Regions from separate parts of the Homo sapiens genome. Here region 1 is linked to region 2. Evidence: chromatin loops called from intact Hi-C (ENCODE). Cell type or tissue: PC-3. All regions are shown on one strand.

Evidence for each region. A loop is a pair of places that touch in the nucleus more often than their neighbours do. Peaks named below come from ENCODE experiments on the same cell type or tissue, not always from the same donor. Only the 100,000 strongest peaks of a DNase experiment are listed, where the experiment ranks them.
Region 1: it touches region 2 in a loop (3-fold over the local background); 2 of 110 quality-filtered maps call a loop at or near these places.

Annotation. Positions count from the first base shown.
Region 1 is chr2:234,198,506-234,206,505 of GRCh38, reverse strand. It overlaps LOC105373932 (a long non-coding RNA gene), which reads right to left and starts at 5,969. Exons shown (of 3, transcript XR_001739236.1): 1 at 5,449-5,969; 2 at 4,727-4,958; 3 at 3,891-4,096. In PC-3, no CTCF peak of the experiment used is centred here; DNase peaks (open chromatin) are centred at 1,805 and 3,005; H3K4me3 peaks cover 416 bases; H3K27ac peaks cover 2,660 bases.
Region 2 is chr2:234,304,101-234,312,100 of GRCh38, reverse strand. No RefSeq gene overlaps it. Among named protein-coding and RNA genes, the nearest start is that of LINC01891, 150 kb to the left of the region's middle. RefSeq lists an enhancer at 2,919-3,058. In PC-3, a CTCF peak has its summit at 3,698; DNase peaks (open chromatin) are centred at 3,140 and 6,980; H3K4me3 peaks cover 350 bases; H3K27ac peaks cover 4,041 bases.

The DNA.
Region 1 (8,000 bases), 110 kb after region 2:
CACAGGGTAAGGCAGTAGACAGTAACCAAGGGCATAAGCTGGAGCTATTTTTGATTGGGTGGTTGCAGAAATATGTCTCAGGAGGTGACTGACAGAGACCTCCGTGAAGAGTAGGCCCAGTGGCTGTATGGGAGAGGAGAGTTCTGTTGGAAGAAAGAGCACAGGCTTAGGATAAGGTCTTGATAGGTTTGAGGAACAGCTAAGCCATCAGTGTGACAGGGAGACCTGTAAGAAATGAGGTACTGAGGTAGCCAGGAACCAATGCATAGCAGAGGACTTTAAAGTGGTGCGTGGTCATTGTCCAAATTTTCCCATATGGGTCTAGTTTATACCTGCTGACTGCTCCATAATTAATAGTGCTCCTTTCTTCCTTATACAGAAGAACCAGAACTTTATATACAATCCATAAGCAAAATTAAATTCAAGCAGGATTGTAGATCTAAGCATGAAAGCCTGTAGGAAAAAAAAATCACAGGAAAATAATTTCCTGAACTTGTGTTAAGTAAGCAAGGATTTTCAAGTCAAGATACCAAGCATAGTAGCCATAAATAAGGTGAACTTGTATTAAGCAAGGATTTCCTAGCCAGAGTACAAAGAGTGGTAGCCATATATTAATAAATTGAACTTGATCAAGAAATTATTAACATCAGAAGACTATGAATAAGCCTGGGATATCTTGTCCATAAATCAAGGAAGTGTTAAAAGACCACCCCCCTCCAACATGACATGTGCAAACTGGCATCAAGGACCTTCCATTGGTGAAGTTTAGGACAGTTCTGTTTCTCAAAAGAATAGAAACAAAAGTGAATAAAAACATAATGAATATAAAGTGAAAACAGGAGTCCATACTGTACTAAACATATAAATTAATGAATAAATAAAAGTAAAACATTTTTTATAGTAGAATGACAACTAGTACACATAAAAGGCATGATGAGTTGAAAATTGCCATTTTTATAACCACTATATTAATAATTACTTCAGGCAAGAATTTGGGTGAATCTTTACTGGGAAATATGATATCAACATGGTGTTAATCTCCCAATCAATTATGTATTAATTACATGGAAAGAAAATGAATCTTTTTAATGGAGAAATCTAGTTGACACCTCTCTGTCTGAATGATCAGAATGATGTCACAAGCTTTCTGAAGTGATGCATTGAGACGTGGACACAGCCTCAATTATGAAATACTCTGAGAAAATAAGTACCTTTAATTTAGTCTCAGAGAAGAAACCAGAAATAGCCAAATTAGAGCACTTTCTACAACATGAATATGCTATATTCTTAAAAAATGTCAATATCATAAAAAAACAAAAAAGGCTAAGAACCTATTTCAGATTAGAGAAGACTAAACAGATGTGAAAACTAAATGCAGCATGTGATAGCACATTACGAGAAAATGCAACATGTGATGCCACATTAGGAGAAAATGCAGCATGTGATACCACATTAGGAGAAAATGCTATTCCAGAGACATTATTGAGATAATTGCCAAATTTTTATGATAATATGTGATATAATATTAATATAAAAATGTTAAATTTCTTGGATTTGATATAGTAATTTTGAAAGAAAATGTCTTTGTATTCAAGATATACTTAAGTATTCAGCAACAAAGGGTCATGGTGTCTACAGCTTACTCTCAGTGATTCAGAAAAAAGCTGATCAGTACATAGGTAGGTAGACAGAAAAATACAACAAATGTGGCAAACATTTTACAGTAGAATGGCAACTCATAAATGTAGAAGGCAAAATAGAGTTGATTTTGCAACCACCATAGTAATAATTACTCCAGATAAGAATTTCGGTGAATATTGACTGGGGAACATGATATCAACATGATTCATTCTCAATGATTCACAAAAAAGTTAATATATAGAGAGATGGAGAGAAAAATACAACAAACATGATTAATGGTTAACAACTGATGAATCTAGATGAAAAGATCTATGAGTATTCAGTAGGAAATTCTAGCAACTTTTTTGTAGATTAACATTTTTTCAAAATTAAAAATTAAAAAAATATAAAAGACAGAAATTAAAAAATTAAGCCGAAGGAAAAAATCTAGTAGAAAAATGAACAAAAGTTATTGAATAATTGGCTGATAAGTACTTGAAAGTGGGGGTTCACATCATTAATCATGAAGGACAGAATTAACAGTATCCAGTAAATAAACTGTGGATTGTTATGAATACTATACAGCAATGAAAAGAAACAAGCAATTGCTGAACAACAATATGGATACAATGCACAAACCTAACAGCAATTAAAAAAAAAAAAAAAAACACCCAGACCAAAGAGTATATAGCATGTGATCCATTGATATAAAACTTCAGGGATGGACAAACTCATCTATGAATTTAGAAATTGGGGCCTACAGGGGCTTCTAGGGTGCTGCTAATATTTTGATTCTCTCTCTGAGTGCTGATTACACCAGTGGGTTCACATTGGGAAAATCAATCCCACTATATGCTTCTTATGTATGTTTGTTTCTTTATGTTACTATAATAAGTAAAACATTTTTTAAATAAAAAAGTAGGGTGTTTTTTGTTTTTTGTTTCTTGGTTTTTTTGAGACAAGGTCTTTATCTGTAATCCAGGCAGGAGGGCAGTGGCACAACAACAGCTCACTGCAACCTCTACCTCCTAGGCTCAAGCAATCCTCCCACCTTGGCCTCCCAAGTAGCTGGGACCACAGGCATGCGCCACCAGGCCTGGCTAATTTTTTTAAATTATTTTTTTAGAGACGGGGGCATCTCACTATATTGCCCAGGCTGATTGCAAACTCTTGGGCTCAAGTGATCCTCCCATCTTGGCCTCCCAAAGTGCTGGGCTTACAGGCACACACTGCACCCAGCCTAAGAATAATCTTATACTGGAAAAAAAACCTTTCATTTCAAACTCAAAAGAAGAGAAATAGCAGTCGTTTGCCAGCTTACTTCACTCTCGCTCATTTCCTGAAGTACAGACTGGATAGTCCCTGCTGTTTGCTCTGGAAATGGAAAAAGATGAGTCACGCTGATGAATGCAGCATAGTTTTGAGAGGAGCTTTGAGTAATTCCCACATGAAAAAGAACCCGAAATTAATCACTGGCTATTAACACAGGACAAGTGTTTGAATTAGTAGCCAACAAAATAAAACAAAACGTATTCAAACTTGTTTGGAACAGAGGATTTACACTTGAGACGTGTGTTCCAGACACAAGAAGTGTGTCTTCACACTGCATCAGCAGGAGTTCCACCAAGCACGGGCTCAAGGCTGTCAAGGCTATTTCAACTGCACAGACAGCACCAAGCTGCCACACAGACGGCACCAGGCTGCCACACACACGGATCTAGGAGTTTCAGTCTTGAGATTTGTAACTGCGATACTACGAATTGCTTTTTTAAAATTCTAGACAGGGCTCAATGGCTCACACCTGTAATCCTAGCACTTTGAGGGGCTGAGGCGGGAGGATCACTTGAGGTCAGGAGTTTGAGACTAGCCTGGCCCACAAAAGAAGACCCTGTTTCTACAAAAGATAAAAGAATTAGCCAGGCATCGTGGTGTGCACCTGTAGCTCCAGTAACCTGGGCGACTGAGGCAAGAGGATTGCTTGAACCCAGGAGTTCAAAGCTGCAGGGAGCTGTGATTGCACCACTGTATTCCAGCCTGGGTGACAGAGAAAGACCCTGTCTCAAATAAATAAATAAATAAATAAATAAATAAATAAATAAATATTCTATCAGTATCCCATAGTTTGATTTTTACCCTTAGCATTGGTAGCTAATGACAGCAGAAAGTATTAATAGATTACAAAAGCATGGTACTATTAACCTGAGAAGACAAAGTGAAATTTAAGAACACACCCTCTAAAAGCAAGACCTTCAGTCCAGTCTTACCATTGCATCCTGCAGTTGGAGGACCTGAAGTCTCGGAAATGTTGTCCAGGAAGTTCACCTCAAAGTCTTGCTGAACAGCAGTACTTGGGTGGTTTCCCATTATTTGGGGTCTCCCCCATGTCCAGAATTTTGATTGGTCAGCACACCCAGAGCTGCCCAGTCTCCTTCTAGCTAAATTCAGCAAATCCTGGAAATTGCTTGAGAATGCCAACCTACAAATTTACAATGAGAACCAAGGAATGAATTTCATAAAGTTGAATACATTTATGGTCATCCCATTAACAAGTCTATATAAGAAAACAATATATAAATGCAAGATTACTTTGTGAGCATAGAATAAAAATAGAAGCAATTAACTGGATGTTCTTAGTGGCTAAAATCAAGGCCCATAATGGCCAGGAAGATAGGGTTTAGGTAGTTATAATGTATGTCGGGCTCTTCTTTAAAGAGGGCAAAATTCAGGTTCAGGATGGGTTTGGACCTTGGTCCTGCCTGTTTCTGTTTGCATCACCCAGAGTAAATCACCAGATCTACATGAACCTGTGTCCTGATCTATACAGTGTTGATGTTTGTGCCTATTGCCAGGATGAGTGGAAGGACTGAGAGTTGAGACCTGTTAGGCTGCACACACATACTACATGACCAATCTCAGTCTGCTCTAGCCCTTGTCACTTCTCGGGTGCCAAGGCTCACATCCTTTGCAGTATGCAGTGTATACCTGTTCCAAAGGGCGGTATGATCAGAATCAGTGTTGTTCCAATGAATGAGATTCCCTCCAGGGTGCCAGGCATCCCCCAGGGCACATACAGGCCTTGAAGTATTGGTCTTCCTTCAGTGCCCACCTTGCTATTTCAGGTGATGTCACAGGCTTCCTGCATGTGGATGTCACAGACTCCTGGTTTACTCCCTGGTTTCTTTGTTGAGATGAATTCACTGATTCCTATTCCACGTGGATAGATCTTGATGGCCTTTCCATAGCTTACCAGTTTCCTCTTCCTTGGGTCCTACTGGGCTTTCTTTCTTTTACCCCAAGCCAGTATCTTGGTTTCTGCCAGTGTTGGAAATTTCTAGAAACTGATACAATTCGTGCAATAGGACTTGAAGTGCCTTGGAGGACAACATTGGCCCCACTCCAGCCCAGTTTGCTGTGTATGAGATATCTACAGCCTTCATTCAGAATACCAACCCACCACGACATGCAGCTGTAGGTGTTTAGGTAGCTCCTGGGTCTGTGGGTTGGCTGGGGTCAGCTAGCCTGGACTCAGCTTCAGTGGGGTGGCTCTGCACTGTGGGTCTGTCCTCCTCCTAACACTGGTAGGCCAGCTGGTCATACATATCCTTGGGAAGTGGCAGAAGTACACAGGTACAAGCAGAAACACATATGCACACTCGTGCCTGCTGCATCAAGTGGGCTAACAACCCCCTTGGCCAAAGCAAATCACAGGGTTCAGCCCATCATAAAGATGTGGGGAAGTTTCCCTGCCCATTGTGGGTGAGCACTGAGAAGCTACATGGTAAAGGGAGCAGATACTGGGAAGAACACCACATTCCCATTTGTTCTTACCTGTTTCCCAGCTGGTCAGAGGCTCTCATACCTTCGGTGCCTGGCACCAGTTCCCCTGAAGGTCCCTGCCAACCCTCATCCTGCCCTTATTCTGTGCTGCAATTGGCCACTTCTACTCATGCTCATGTCTCCCCTTGCTCCCCTTGCTCCTCATGCTCAGCTCCCCTCTCAGAGCTGCTGACTTCCATGGCCCCCAAATAAGTAGGGTCCCCCATTTCCTTCTTTCACACTGCTCTGAAGTTTTCCTTCCTAACACTTACTTCTGGGGCGAAAGGAAGTAAATTCTAGAATCAGAGGACCTCCACAGGCCTCTAAGGACCTGGGGATTCTCAGGTCTACATTTCTCGCTTTAGTGATGCATAGTCTGAGGCTCTGGGTGGATGGAACTCATGCTTACTTGGCTGGTGAGGAGTGGTCGAGAAAAAAATTTAATTCTGCTAACAAAGGCCGCAGGAGAAAAATGGACAGAGATCCTGACTAGCCAACTCATACAAGAAACACAAGCACTCAATGAGCACATAAAGAAAATAATATTTTACTTGCATTCATAACCAAATAAATAAAAGCAAATCATGTATATGTATATATGTAATTTTACTGGCTATAAATTTTCCGAACACTGAAATAACAAGCACATTTGGAGTTTATATAAAACATTAAATAGTACTGATGAATACTATGAATATTCAACTGGAATAGGACAACTAGAATAGTCCCTCAATGTGTTCCTTTGGTTAGTTTTTTTAGTTTATTTTGGAGGGGGGAGCATGTTAGTTTCAGCTCATCAGCAATATTTATGCCCAATGATCAGTTTGAAAAAAATGGAGCTGAGAGCCGCAGACAGAGACAATCGATCCACAGAAAACAAAGCAGGCAATCCATTGTTGCTAAGAAACGTCATCCTTAAAGGAACAGCAACTTAACTCATGCCCATCTGAAAACTTGGTCCAGATATTCCAAAGAGGAAGGGGAACCTACTCCAGGGTGAACCTGCTCCAGGGTGAACCTAACTCATGCCCATCTTCAAACTTGGTCCAGATATCCTGAAGGGGAAGGGGAACCTGCTTCAGAGTGAAGAAACCAGTTTGAAGTGGTAAGCAGGGACATGGATCCAGGTAGACACAGGCAGGAAAGATTCTGCAGGAAAGGCTTACATGCAGAATAAAATAACAAGAACTGACTTTGGAAACCTGTTGCATAAAATCAGTACAAATTCATAGACTATCTAAAGATAAACCTACCTGTCATCTTTAAGCCATGGCAACTAGAAACACTGCATTTTATAAAGTAACTGTGCAGCTTCGACTAAGACATAATTAAGCAGTAATTATCTGTTAGCCTTGGAGGACAGGGCTGGCTGGACAGATAGGTAATGGCATTATGCAGGGAGTGTAGTGGCTATCGTCATTTTCTTTTTTTTTCTTTTTTCTTTTTTTTTTTTTTTTTGAGACGGAGTCTCGCTCTGTCGCCCAGGCTGGAGTGCAGTGGCACAACCTCGGCTCACTGCAAGCTCCGCCTCCCAGGCTCACATCATTCTCCTGCCTCAGCCTCCCGAGCAGCTGGGACCACAGGCGCCTGCCACCACGCCCGGCTAATTTTTTGTATTTTTTTAGTAGAGACGGGGTTTCACCATGTTAGCCAGGATGGTCTCGATCTCCTGACCTCGTGATCCGCCCACCTTGGCCTCCCAAAATGTTGGGAGTGAGCCAACAAGCCCAAAGTGGCATGAGCCATGGTGCCCAGCCAGCTATCGTCATTTTCATTAGACACCTGGCAGAAGGCAATGGAAACCTTCCACAGAAAGGCTCCTCCTTCCCCCCAGGGAGACGAGGGTGTGAGATGCTGCAGATACAGGGCTTCCAGTTAGAAGCACAAGATTATCTGCCCTGTGGTTTGGTCCACTAAGACAAACTGGAATTTGTGACTCTTTCATATATACGAACTGATGAAGAGTCAGACCTCAAAGCTTGAGCTCTGGACAAGTGTGTAGAAAGAAACCAAGACTTAGCCAAAAGAAATCAGACCTCCTTGCACTGATAGAATGGACCAAAGCAGGATGGACCGCACAGGAGAGAATTGCAGAGCCTAGAGCTGAGGAACACAGGTCAACTGAACTGTGCTCTCAACCACACTGGCCCAGGAAGACCACCACTTCCTCAGGATGGTGGAGCTGCAGAAAGACACGTACGCGGGCTACAGGTCCTTGATGCACCCTTGCGTATGTATAGGCGTGATGAATTCTAGGTGGCTGTCTCATCAGCGTGGCTTCCATTATTCTTAAAAAAGCATTTTCTTACTTTCATAAAGATGTCCAGAATTTTCTTTTTAATTCCTTAGTGGTGTTATCTATATATAGCTGGATTAGATAGACCCTACTTGCTAATGATTATCACCATTTCCTGATGCCCAAATGTGTGAACCTAGAAAATTGCCTATAGGTGCTCTGTAAGTTTTCTGTCGGTAAGGAAGGAAGGAAAGAAGAAGAAGAGGAAGGAAAGAAGGAGAGAAGGAAAGAAGGCAAGGGAAGGGAAGGGAAAGGAAGGGAAGGGAAG
Region 2 (8,000 bases):
ACAAAAATTAGCCTGGAGAAGGGAGGGGATCAGAAAAATGCCACAAGTCATTTTTGCTATGAAGTCTCCGAACTCTAGCTAGGTTTAATGGTGCAACATCTGCATATTTGTATTTGTCTGTTTTCTTGCTGCTGATAAAGACATACCTGAGACTGGGCAATTTACAAAAGAAAGAGGTTTAATTGGACTTATAGTTCCGCATGGCTGGGGAGGCCTCACAATCATGGCAGAAGATTTCACTGGGAAATTCATTAAAGCTTTCGAGGAAAAGAGACTTTCCATATTTTATAAACTCTTCCAGATAACAAAGAAAATTATAATATCATTTTTAATGTAAATAATCTATTTTTTTAATATCAGCAACTTTGGCAAAGACAGCATGTTATTAATAAAATTGCAGACATCCTAAATAAAACACTTGAAAATAAATTCATAGATATGTTACAATATTTCAGTATGTCATTGAAGGCTTATTCCAAGAAGACAGAGTAATATTAATATAATGGTAGGAAATCTATTAATGCATACTTTAAAATACAAAATAAAAAAAAATAGATGCTGAAGAAGTATTTAATAAAGCTTAACTATCATTGTTATTTTTAAAAACCCTCTTAACTAGATATTATAGGATGACATCTTATACCAACGAGACAATATTATACTTTAAGAGAGAAAAGTTGAAAGCGGCTGGGCATGGTGGCTCTTGCCTGTAATCCCAGCACTTTAGGAGGCTGAGGCGGGTGGATCACCTAAGGTCGGGAGTTCGAGACCAGCCTGACCAACATGTAGAAACCCCGTCTCTACTAAAAATACAAAATTAGCTGGGTGTGGTGGTGTGTACCTGTAATCCCAGCTACTTGGGAGGCTGAGGCAGGAGAATTGCTTGAACCCAGGAGGCAGAGGTTGCAGTGAGCCAAGGTCACACCATTGCACTCCAGCCTGGGCAACAAGAGTGAAACTCCATCTCAAAAAGAAAGAAAGAAAAGAAAAGTTGAAAGCATTTCCAATAAATTCCGAAATACCTGCCATTTCCTATTGTCTAATGTAGCTCTAAAAGTTCGGGGCAATGAAATAAGTCCAGAAACAGCAATACAAGGTATAACTTTTTAAGTCAAGAAGACAAAATGATCTATATTTGCCTGTGATATGATATTTAATTTGTGACTCTAGGAAACTTTAATTACAAATTAAAAACTATTAAGACTAATAGAAGAACCCATTAAAAAGAGACGAGGTTTAAGTTAATGAACACAAATCAATGGTTATAAAACAGCCTAAATCGAGTTCCTCAAGGCAGGTGGCTGATCAACATGGACTAGAAAGGGCTCCTTGCTGGGCCTTCACAAAGGAGAGTGATGGTCAGAGGCTGGAAGACTGATGTTGCTGCTTCACAGTAGATATGGGCCAAGACATTATAAACTGTCATATTCTGAAAGTGTTGTGTGTTCCGAAGCCTTCTCTCTGTTGATGATTACTGTTACCCTCTGTTGGTGTCTCCATAGAGATTATTGCTTAAAAAAAAATAAGAAAGCCGACCTGCGGGTTAGTCTTAAGAAGGTGTGTCACTTGCTTCCTAGAGTCCCAGCCCCAGAGGAGTGGTTGGTGCAGCGCCATCTGGACCATGCAGCCACCACAGCGAGTTGGGGGTGACAATTTGAGTCTAAGGGAGTGATCCTGGGAGCTCAGCAGGAGAAAAGCCCAGGAGTTGTTCCTGGATATATTGCTTGCAAATCTCCAGGCAAGCTCAGCTGTTTCAGCGGATGAGTGTTTCCTGACGTGTGGGCACCTGCTGCTGGTTCTGTCCCCTTTCTCCAGTGTCCTTTAGAGTGTGCCTGGGGATAGAAGCAGTGTTATTTCTCCCTTGGCTTCAAGCAGGAAAAATATTCTCATACAGTGTTGTCTGAAAGAGTGATTTTCAAAATTGTGGGTCATGACTCGATAGAGGATAGAGAATCTGTGTAGTGGATTTTGAGAAACTTTTTAAAAAATACAACTAATGGAAGAGAAGATAAAATGCCGAAGGACTTCACACGCAGTAAGGGCATGCGCTGTTTTGTGGCATTTCGGTTTCCTGGTTTGGGAAGAAGAAGCAGATGGTCTACACCACTGGAAGGCACAACTCCATAGACAAGGGGTTCCTGGACAAAAAGTTGATAGTAGCACCAGAAAGGTAGAAGCAGAAAGCAAACACATCCCACACACCTGGAGGCACCGAGGCAAGAGCTGTTCAGGTCATGGCCTTGGTGTAATCCTTGCCTTCTCTTTTCTCTCATGCTCTACATGTAAACCATATACAAAATTTGTCAGCTTGACCTGCACTCTATATCCAGATTCCAATCACTTCTCACCATTTACTCTGCAAAGTGGCAGCTGGAATATTTATATGGTTTGGCTGTGTCCCCACCCAAATCTCATCTTGACTGTAACTCCCACAATTCCCATAAGGGGAGGTGATCGAACTATGGGGGTGGGGGGCGGTCTTTCCTGAGCTGTTCTCATGATGGTGAATGAGTCTCATGAGATCTGATGGTTTTAAAAATGGGAGTTTCCCTGCACAAATTCTCTTTCTTTGCCTGCTGCCATCCACGTAAGACGTGACTTGCTTTTCCTTGCCTTCCGCCATGATTGTGAGGCCTCCCCACCCATGTGGAACTATAAGTCCAATTAAACCTCTTTCTTTTGTAAATTGCTCACTCTCAGGTATATCTTTATCAGCAGCATGAAAACAGACTAATACAAATATGCAGATGTTGCACCATTAAACCTAGCTAGAGTTTGGAGACTTCATAGCAAGGACGACTTGTGGCATTTTTCTGGTTATTTGCCATTAAATTGTGAGCCAGTGAACTGAAAGGCAGCACACTTAAAAGAGTCATTTTATCCACTGTTCTCTTTCATTTAACTGACGATCTCCTCTTTCTCCCTGTGATGCTGTAAACCCCATGTCTTTTGTGAAACTGGCTCTGTAATCAGACCATGGCCCATCCAGCCTTGAAGCTCTCTCCTGCTTACAGATGGGGTTTTGACATTATGCCTTTGGGTTTTGTGGCACAGAGATTTCCACTTCTTCCTCATGAGCCCAAGCAAGCGTGAGCTGTCTCAGCTACTTGGAGATTGACGTCAATCTTTCCGCATGAGCCAGGGGAAGCTGCCTCATTTGTTTGCCCTGTGGCTTCTCTACTTTTCAAAAAAGGGAAATCAGTTCTTCTCTGAGTCATGTTATATTTTTTGTGACCGATAGTAAACCTCTGAGAAATATCTCTAGACGTTACACAGTTCAAATCAGTCACTTATAAAATTAAGCATTATGCTCTCTCTCCTTCTGAAAAGTCCAGACAAAGAGCATCAGATTTCAGAGAAGAATCTGCTCTTCAGAACAAGGGCTAACCTTGCATGTGCAGTTGTCAGGTAAAGATAGATCAGCCCTACTCACATGGCTGTAACCATCCACAATTTGGTTTCTCTGTGCAAGTTCCTCTGGTTAAGAAGCCTGGGATACCCAGGGAGATGCTGGGTGATGGGCTTGCACACAGTATCGTTGGCGGCTTCCTAAGATGTCAGGCTGAGCATATCCATGTTTCGATTTTGGTGTCAGCCATCAGTTGCTTTTAGGCTTACAGCAATTCTCTATTTTATGAACTCAAACAAAATTACAGAAGGAAAGCTGTCAATTACTTTTCTTTACTTTCTGAATTAGAGTGTCCATCCCTAGTCCTCCACCAGACACCACTGTAGGCAAACAAAGCATCTTACAAATGATGCATCATCAAGATGCACAGGGAATTTTTTTTTTTTAAGAACTACAGGAAAAAAATCAGTCACATGTTTAGCATTTTCCCTGGAACAAATTTATTTTGCTGTTACAGTGGTCGGTGGCCTGCGGTGTCTGTCCTTGGTATTTGGACAAGGAGATGCCTGCTCAGTGACTAAGCTGGGGTTCTCCACATCAGCAAGGCCCTCACTCAGGATTGGCCATGGATATGGACCGACCCCACTGCACCTTTAGAGTCCAACAGCTTTCCTTCGCAAGATGGCCCACTGGAGGTGAAGGTGGATTCTGTTGCCCTGGATCCCAGGAAGTTAACTTGTTCCTATGTGAGTCAAACCTTGGGTCTGATCTCAATTGTTTCCAACCATAAGCAATTGGTCTAGTGTTCGATGCAGGGCATGCTCAGAGCTGTCTGGTTATTTGTCCACACCTTGCTTGGCACATGTGTTATTTTGGAGAAAACTTCCTTTCTGCCTGAGAAGCAGGCAATGAAAGGGAGCCTCCACTGGTAGACAAGACTCTCATTCTCAGGCTTTGCTAACCTCCAAGGCAGAGTTTGTGCCTTGTTTCTCTGAACCCGAATGGCACCTATTGAGTTCCTTTTTTATAGCACCCGTTAAGTTCCTCTCAAGTTCTCTAACTCTAACCCTAACTCTAGTAGCATATATCACTTACCTTATTGTAACTGTTGCTTCCTCATTACATTGTAAGTTACTTGCAGGTGGATATTTAGTGTTAATTCATGTTGGTATCCCCAAGCTTAACATAGTAGCCACTTGTATCAGTTACCTCTTGCTGTGTAACAAATTATCCCAAACTCAGTACCTTAAGACAATGAGCACTTATTATTGTGGCTTATGTGTCAGTGGATCAGCTGAGGGTTGGCTGCTGAGCTGTACTGAACTTGACTGACCTCAGCTGGGTTCATTCGTGCATTTGGGGGATCATCTGGGGTCACTGCTCTAGCCTGGGCTTGGCTGGTAGAATTTAGCTGAGGCAGCTCTGCCCCACACAGCTCTCATCCTCCTCACAGGACCAGTGACCTAGTCTGGGCATGTCCTTCTCATGGCCATGGCAGAAGATCAAAACAGAAAAAAAAAAAAAAAAAAAAAAAAAAAAAAAAGCATTAAGGTCTCTCGAGACCTAGGTTCAAAACTAGTAGTGCTCGGTCACTGTTATCTCATTCTATTAGACGAAGCAAGTCTCACGATCAAGGCCACCCCCAAGGTGGGAAAACAGACTCTGCCTCTTTGGGGTAGCAGGTACTGTATAGTCCACATGGCAATGGATGAGCCCATTAACTTAATTGGGCACACTCCTTGACTCATACCATTAGCAAGTTCAGGCTCAGCTTGGCGCCAGTTCTTTTCTCAGTCAGAGGGGATTCAGCTGGGTGCAACGACTCACACCTGTAATGCCAGCTACTCAGAAGGCTGAGGTGGGAGGATCACTTAAGGCCAGGAGTTCAAGACCAGCCTGGGCAATGTAGTGAGACCCTGTCTCTAAAAAAGAAGGGGAGGGATTAAAGGATTCCTTCTTTGGTGCAAACCCAGCATTGATCCAAGCTTGCTTCGTGGAAGCCGTCTAGTTAATATCTGGCACCCAGCCTAGGAGGTGATTTGAAATGGGTAGGAGGGGCTCATAATATCCGGGGATGAGACTCCTGTCCTGAAACCACTCCTGCAAGCTAGGACTTGCTGAGTCCTGAGAAATAGCACTGCTGCTCCCTGCCTGGAACTTTACACATGCCCTGCTCTGAGATTCCTCTTTGTTACGCTCCTACCACCATCCAAATCACCTGCCATTCCTTGTTGGACATTTGTTACCAAAGGCTAAGCATGAAGGTCTTGTCTACCAGTGGAAGCCCCTTTCCTTGCCTGCACCTGAGTCTTTTGCCTGCTTTCATGGAAGTGTCAAGTGTGAGGTCTTGAAATTCAGGCTTTGAATGTCCAGTTTTCAGTAGTCTGTTCTGCTGTATGATAAGCAGCCAAACAGAAACAAAACAAGAATAAACTTTGCTTTTTAAAAACTGCTTTCCTAAGTTTCTTTTTGTCATATTAAGAGCCTAATGTGATGAGAGAACTTTCCACTGAGAAGACCAAACAGTAACAGATAATGTAGGTTACTTCCCTGAAATCAACCACCAAGCAAGTAGACGAGTCCTGACCAAAACCTTGGTCACCTGATGACCAGCTTAGATTCTTTTTCCTGTCCTCTGGCTCTTCTCGTGGTTAGTAAAATTCCTAACAGCGACTGACTGAGGCAGGAACATCATAGTAAGGAATGCACCATGTGTTAATGAGTGCATTTAGGAATCCTGCTGGCCCCTATCCTTTTCACATCCACATGTCTGTCCTGACTGCATGAGGCATCAGAGAGATTGTAAAAGGCGGATCACCCATGCCCTTAGAAATTGCCTATGGCAGTGGTTCTCAAAGAGTGTCCCCAGGGCATCCACATCAGCATCACCTGTTTACCTGGCCTCCACCCCACAGCTACCAAATCAGAAATTCTGGGGATAGTGTGCCCAACAGTCTATGTTTTCACAAGCCCTCCAGGGGATACTAAGGAATGTTCAAGTTTGAGAACCACTGATCTAGAGATCTAAACCATCACCAGCCTAGCAGTGATGGCTTTGGTGGTATATGGGGTGTCTGAAACAAAGTTTTCCTTAAATGCACCAAGAAACCCTTCCCATCTCTACCAGTATTGTAGTCAGACACAAGAATGCAGCATGGATTTAAGAAATTTGGAGGGTTTTTGTTGTTGCTTTAATTTGGTGGGCACAGGTTGGAAACTGTGTAGAGGGATATGGAAACACTGCAAGGATTGCCCCTCTGAGTAATGGGACAAGATAATCAAAATCAAAACCCTTTTGTGTTTTGTGACATTCCTAGTATTTCCTAGCTCTCTCTAGTTCTTTCCTAAGTGTAGGTTCTTATCTTGGTCCCTTTTAGCAATTATTCTCAGTTGTATTATTTCTGGCACAGAATATGTCTAATCCCAAAACAGAGCACATCAGTTATGCAATATTTAATGCTAAGTGACACTGGTTCATCCCATGTGTGGCACTGGGGAAGGGAGGGACTCGCCATTGTGTCGAACATGCCTGCTGGGGAGCAGGAATGTGAAGCTGATTCAGCAGAGGCAGGGCAAATACTGTTTACCCTTTCCTTAAAGAATCAGCCTGGGTCGCCTTCCAGGCAGGCCACCATGTGCTTACCTCTATGGTAGGAGTTGTCACCGAGTGTTAACAAGATAATAAGCCTTCTGAATGCCTGTTTAGCTCCCATCTGCCCTGACTCCTTGAGCAGAGGGTTCATGATTCATGCCTTTGTATTCCAGCCCCGAAGGTTTTTTGTTTGTTTTGTTTTTTTTTTTTTTTTACATTTCAGAGGATTACACAATTACATTTTCTTACTTTCTGACCTGCAAATAGATACCTTAAATGGAATTTTAAAAAAATTATCAAATTAGGTATATCCAAAATGCAACAATTACGCATATAACAATTAATTCACAAAGTGCAATTTTACTGGGACATATCCTAAGAATTGAGGAACAGCCAGTCGGGAGAAATCTGACCAAATTTAGCAATCAACTATTTACAAATCCAAAATCAAAACTCTCTAAATTCCCAAACCAGAAGCTTGAAAGTATTTATTAAATCCCCACCAGACAAAAGAGAGTGATGACTAAAACCTATCCAGTCTTTACAGTTTCAATCCCAAATACTGAGCTATTTCCCCAGTCTGTAACTGAATGGCAAGCATCTGTTTGTCAAACGCCTACCCATCTAACCTTTACACCATTATGCACATAGAAAGGCTAAGTGTTCATTAATTAAAAAACAAGTAGTCATTAAATATCCATACTATTGGCAAAACCCCATCTCTACTAAAAGTACAAAAATTATCCGGGCATGGTGGCAGACCCCTGTAATCCCAGCTACTCAGGAGGCTGAGGCAGGAGAATCGCTTGAACCTGGGAGGTGGAGGTTGCAGTGAGCCGAGATCGCGTCACTGCACTCCACTCTGGGCGACAAGAGCAAGACTTCATCTCAAAAAAAAAAAAAAAAAATCCACACTATTCCCCCAGCCCACCAAGCCCTTACTGCAGTCCCAAATATGCAACTTGTGTCACATAGTGACAGATCATATTTCATATATATATATATACACATACACACACACACACATACAGGATTAGGTACAAATGGCAATTAACAATC